Linked DNA regions of Homo sapiens: region 2 is linked to region 1. Evidence: chromatin loops called from intact Hi-C (ENCODE). Cell type or tissue: prostate gland. All regions are shown on one strand. Each heading gives the region's core, and the rest is flanking DNA. Links, peaks and the distances in the headings are about the cores only.

Region 1 (2,906 bases), core at 210-2,709:
TATTAATTTCTTTTTAACCTAACCAGTGAAATGCTTGTTGAAAAAAAGACTTAGTTTTTACTACACTGAATTTGAATTCTATTTTAACTTATTTAGTTTAGAAAGACTTCTCAAATCCAAAATTTTAAGCTTTTTTTTTTTTTTTTTTTTTTTTTTTTTGGACATATCCTTGCTCTGTTGCCCAGGCTGGAGTGCAATGGCGTGATCTTGGCTCACTGCAACTTCTGCCTCCTGGGTTCAAGCGATTCTCCTGCCTCAGCTTCCTCAGTAGCTGGAATTACAGGTGTCTGCCACCACACTTGGCTAATTTTTGTACTTTTAGTAGAGACGGGTTTTCACCATGTTGGTCAGGCTGGTCTTGAACTCCTGACCTTGTGATCCGCCTGCCTTGGCCTCCCAAAGTGCTGGGATTACAGGCGTGAGCCATTGCTCCCAGCCAATTATAAGCTTTTTAGAAAGGATTTTTTACATTGTTATATTTGAACCATTAATGAAGTGCAAAATGAAATGTTTCATTTAGTATTTCACATCAGAGGTTGTTATAAATGTACAAATAGATTGATGTTTTGAATTAAAACTATGGCTGACAGTTAATTTTATCGATACCAAATTGTGCAAGTTTAAACTGCCTGCCAAGAGTCTGAGCATAAAGCTGTGGTTTGAAAGGATCCTGAATAAACGTTTTCTTTTTGTAAATATTCAGAAACTTTGGCTAAGGAGGTAGTGGCCAGAGGAGACGCAAAATTTTTTGCATTCTGGCAGTTTGAACTTTGGGAACGAATGTGTTTTGGACTAAATCTGGAAAAATCACTTATGTACTGTTGCCAGACATTCTTTTAGGCTGTCCTTTTCCAGGCTTGTCACTTGTCTGGAATGTTAAGTGTTGTCAGTAGTTTAACGTCCTTTCCAGCAGCTTGCATTAAAGTGAGAGAAGATCTCCAGAAATGGATCTGAAGAGGTCTTGGCATAAGATTAGGACTTTTATTTCATTATTTTTTAAAAAGTAGAAAGAAGGAGAAGACTTACATGGTTCTAAGTTTAAAAAAATCCAGGAAGCTTCTAATCGTTTCTAATTATTTTCTTGGGTTAAGCCTCATAGAATAATAGAAATCATAAGTTAGTGTGAGTGAGCTTTTCGTTGGCCAAAACAAGTGGGAATACAGTTGTGCTGTTTAGTGGCCATTTGAGTTGGTATTACTGATAACTACCTCCTTTTTTTTTTTTTTTAGCATCCTATGTGTAGTTGTGGTTGGTCTAGCATCCTATATGTAGTTGTGCTTGCTTTCCTCTCTAACCAAAGTTTGTTTTTCCTTTCTGTCCACGTGGGGTTATTATGAGAATCAGTGCCCTAGTATTTGTGCAGTGTGGGCTTTCCACATTGTCTGGCTGGTGCTTTCCAGGCAGCTTACTTTCATAGTTAAACGACAATGGCAACATCAACAAAGTGTCTCTGCCTCCTCATTACCCCCGGCTCTCTCCCCTTCACACATTTTTGAGATGTTCTTTATCCTTTTCTTTCCTACTCAGCTTTTTATTCCACTCCACTGCAGCATGACTTGGCCTCCATCCCTCCACTGGGGATTCATTGGCCCTGCTCACCATCACCTCCTTATCTTGATTAAAGTGGCCACTCAGGCGTGACTGAGCAGTCTTTCTCCTGTGGATTCACCTTGAGACTTTCTTAACTGGTTGGACAGGCAGAAAGGAGGGAATTGTGAGAAGAACTGGGTTAAAGCAGAAAGGAGCTGCATTTTCCTTCCGTGGCCATGAGGCTGTTTAAGGGGGAGTGCCTACCTGGAGTGGGGAGAGGACATAGAGTACAGTTTCTTTCGTCCTGGAGTTGGAGGTAGAAACAGGGGAGGTAGATCTGGATGCCATCTTTCCTCATAAGTCATAACCGATATCGTTGATTCCTGGAAATGGGAAACTACCCTGTTAAATGTACTACATGTTACAATTTTAGGCATAGTATAAAATCTGTCTTTAAAAATTAAGAAAGTACTGTCTTATAAAAACAAGCATTTAAAAGTTGTGCCTCAGTCAGTAAGCATTGAAGTTTTTTGAGCAGTACTGGACTTCTGTCTGGATTCAGACTGAGCAGAGAATCACATATCTGAAGGCATCTTACCCCTGCTTCTCTCTCCCTCCTGTCTGTTTCATGCACCTTGAATATATGCCAACTTGCACATGTGCAGTTTTTTGACATGACAAGGCTCAGACTTTCCCTCTTAGTAGTCCTTGACTTTTTCAGTGGAGTCTCACTCCAAGTCTTTAAAATGTGTACATAAAATGCACCTTTCTGAATGTGTGTCATAATTCACCATAAGAAAGGTTATGTATATGTTGAAGAATATAGGATCAATCCATTACATTATGATTTATTTGATTTAAACACTTCTTACTGGGTTTCTTTTGAAAGTTTTGATTGGCTTTTGGTAAGACACATGTTTTATCAAATCGATTGTTGATTTTGCTTCATTTAGCAGCATTCACTTTCTGACTCTGAAGTGGCCCTTTCCCTGAGTTATAGTTTCCCTTGACTGTGTGATTCTTTCTTCTCAGTGTTTTAAGTCTGTTCTTAATTTACAATTTTAATATGATCTCTACATTTTGAAAATGAAGTTTGTGAAATAAGAGAGATAAATATATTTAGATTGCTTAGGTTAAAAACCCTTTTTGGATTTTCAGTGGGTATTGATAGGCATAAAAAGTCATAATTAATAAGCAGTTCCTCTTAAATTGTTTGATTCCGTGTTCTGAAAGTACAGATTATGAAATGAAATTTTCGAACTTCTGAAAGCTACTAATCCACTCTCCTTTATAAACAAGGCTCACAGAGTGTGGGTGACTTGCACAAGGTCACATAGATGGTGCCAGACCTGGGACTGCAATCCAGGTCTCTTGAT
Region 2 (2,906 bases), core at 407-2,906, 130 kb after region 1:
GCCTCACATGGGACACACAGACCATCGGGATTTTCAGAAAGGGCGGAGAGCCCACAGGCCAGTCCAAGCCCCAAACAGTCCTAGATCTGGGGCCCTCCAGGGTCACCTCCCCATCCCCGTGCCCCCAGCCTAACTTGTAGCAGCTGGAGGTGCTGTGAAGAAGTGTTTACGCCCATGTTCACTCATTAGAGTCTTCATGCCACAGGTGCATCTAAATCCCTAGAAATGTGCATTTTTTAGGGTGGCCTCTGTTCACCTGTACAGGGAAAAATAAGTTAAATATTCCCCCATTCCTGGATATTTTACAACACGTGTAAAGTTCCAATATATAAAAAAAGCAGGCCTTTTTCCCACCCTCAAAAGCTTCTATAGTCAAGATTCTTGCATTGAACAGGCAGGTTTTCGTTTTCTGCATCAAGTCACCAAGGGCGCCCTCCTGATCCTGCGTGCTCAGCCACACGTCCTGTGCTCGTCACCCATGGGAAGGGAAGGATCTCTCAGGCCGGCCCCTTGGGTCACTCCCCGAGCCTTCAGCAGCAGCAGTGTGTCACTTTTTGAGGCCTTCTGTCTCGTGTTAAAGGCTGTGAGACACTGGAGTGAGGTGGGGGTGGGTCCACGGTTTCCCAAGTTTATTTTCCTAGAACATCAGTTCACCGGTCACAGGTCACTGGCGTTCAGCAGAGCACAGTTACAGAGCAGAGTCTTGGATGATTTCAGACTGTTGCCCATGGTGAAGGCCGTCAGAGTGTTGGTTCTGGGAGCCCCCGACAGAGAGAAATTCTCCTAGGCCAGTGCCTGGGGCTGAGAAGGGCTCTCAGAAGGGTCCCCCAAGGAGTGGTTTAAGAAGAGAGGCAGGCGCGGGGAGGAGGGAGGAAGTTCCTCCGCCCAGACTGGATGAAACCCTTCCCATCCTGCAGAGCCGTGAGCAGGGAGGCACCTTGCCTGTGGCTCTGGGGCAGGGGTGGATGGCCTGGGGACGATGCTGATGCCCAGGGAGGAAGCATTCTTGGCCAGGCTTTAAAAATGTGTAATTAGGCCTAGAAAATATTTCAAGGCCCCATCCAACTCCAAGAGCCCATGTTGCTATGGCAGAGCCCATTGGCACAGCCTGGAGGTGACCTGCAGTTCTAACCAAGCGTCTTCCTTGTCTGTCAGGACATTAATGAAATGGTACGGACTGAACGACCCGACTGGCAGAACGTGATGCTGTATGTGACGGCGATCTACAAGTACTTTGAGACCTGAGCATGCCGGGAGGAGCCGCCCCAATAGCGGGGGTACCCCTCCACAGCGACCGAGCGACACCGACGCCATTAGCTACGCACCCCTGTAAAGCTTCCAGCAACTCTGGGCTGCCCCACAGCGTGTGAGCCTCCAGCTCGGGGCTTCCGTATTGGAAGAACTCAGCCGTGTGGCCCACAGCTCCCACCAGGGCCCCTCCCACATGACCCGTCCATTCAGGTCATGTGGGCTCAGCACACATCCTGCAGGCCGGTGGCTGCTGGAGTTTTCCTTCTGAAGAGAATATTGAACTACACTAGTGCTCCAGGGCACCAAACAAAAAGGGCTCATGCACAGCTGAATTTGGGAAAAGGGATTCAGTTCTGTGGGAAACTCACTAGGGTTGATGAAGGCTCGGCCGCGGCACTTCCTGACTATTGGCTGGGGTGGGTTCCGGTGCTGGTGAGAACCCAGAAGGAGAGTCAGCGCCTGGCAGTTCCCAGCGCCCTGGGCCCTTCACCGTCCTAGTTTGGAGGAGCATGTTCACCACAGACGTGGGTCAGCTGCCCCACACCTGACGGGGCTGTCCCGGCCGACACAATCCAGGCGTGTTCAGCCTGAGCTAGGAGAGTATCTAGAGGGCGTGGTGCGGGCACGCCAGGGCTGGGGTGCTGCTGCTGCACTCACGCGGCTGGGCTTTCTGGCGGGAAGCAGTTACGGGGGCCCCTTGCCTGGACTCAGCGACCTGTCTTCCAGCCTGGAAGGGGTTTGGAGTCCCAGCTCTGGCTTTAGATTTCTTCATCATAAGGAGTTTTTCTAGTTAACATTTTTGTTTTGTTACGAGCAATGCTGGAAAAGGTCGCTCCTGTTCTGTTAGTACCAAAGTTACATTGTTTCAATAAGCATAGAAATCTAAACAACATCTGTACATTAGCATGGTGAGAGCAAGGAATAAAGCAGGAAATAGGAGAAAAGTAAACAACTTTAGGGAGCCCAGGCAGTGTCATTTAAACTCACTGAGTCACTAAGACATAATTCTCCTAGGCCAGAGTTAAAGAAAGTGCCTTAACTCTTCTTGTGAGGGCAGCCACTGCCCTCCGTGGCCAAGGCAGGACCTCCAAGACTCAGTGGTTGAGTTGTCTCCTACCACCATGCCCGCCCTCCCCAGGTACTGGGTCCATGCCCCCTGTGCCCACCCTCCCCAGGTGCTGGGTCCATGCTGTTTGAACCAAAGCCTTATTTAAAGGTGGTCACTGGAGATGCTCTCAGGCCAGAACTCAACAGCTATTTTTGGGAATAGGGATCTCCCGTGTGCCTAACGCAGTAGCTATTGGTTTGAACAATGTCCAGACAAGACCTGTACCTTTGAGAATATAACTGTGTTTGGCACCTGCATAGCACCATGAGGAAGACCAGCCACCAGTGGAAGCGGGGTCACTGCCCCACAGACTGGATGCAATGAGGGGCTCACAGGAGGCCCAGCCAGCCCGATTGTGGGCTGAGGGGTCTGCATTCAAGCACGATGTTCTAGAATAGGAGTTTAACGTGTCTACGTAACCTAGAATGTGGTTATTAGGAAAGGGGCTGTGCATGTGGGTGCAGCTGGCGGCACACCTGGTCACCAGATGGCCAGAAGCTGCCCATCAGCCCTGCCCAGATGTCAGCCTGGGAGCTCAGGCTGCTGC

Evidence for each region. A loop is a pair of places that touch in the nucleus more often than their neighbours do. Peaks named below come from ENCODE experiments on the same cell type or tissue, not always from the same donor. Only the 100,000 strongest peaks of a DNase experiment are listed, where the experiment ranks them.
Region 2: it touches region 1 in a loop (2.0-fold over the local background); 3 of 110 quality-filtered maps call a loop at or near these places.

Annotation. Positions count from the first base shown.
Region 1 is chr22:24,288,486-24,291,391 of GRCh38, forward strand. All of the region lies in intron 2 of SPECC1L (sperm antigen with calponin homology and coiled-coil domains 1 like), which reads left to right. All of the region lies in intron 2 of SPECC1L-ADORA2A (SPECC1L-ADORA2A readthrough (NMD candidate)), which reads left to right. Among named protein-coding and RNA genes, the nearest start is that of SPECC1L, 19 kb to the left of the region's middle. In prostate gland, for the core only: no CTCF peak of the experiment used is centred there; a DNase peak (open chromatin) is centred at 1,355; H3K27ac peaks cover 2,464 bases.
Region 2 is chr22:24,413,379-24,416,284 of GRCh38, forward strand. SPECC1L (sperm antigen with calponin homology and coiled-coil domains 1 like) reads left to right here. Exons shown (of 17, transcript NM_015330.6): 17 at 1,156-2,906. The coding sequence ends at 1,245. It overlaps SPECC1L-ADORA2A (SPECC1L-ADORA2A readthrough (NMD candidate)), which reads left to right. Exons shown (of 20, transcript NR_103546.1): 18 at 1,156-1,366. Among named protein-coding and RNA genes, the nearest start is that of ADORA2A, 13 kb to the right of the region's middle. In prostate gland, for the core only: no CTCF peak of the experiment used is centred there; no DNase peak of the experiment used is centred there.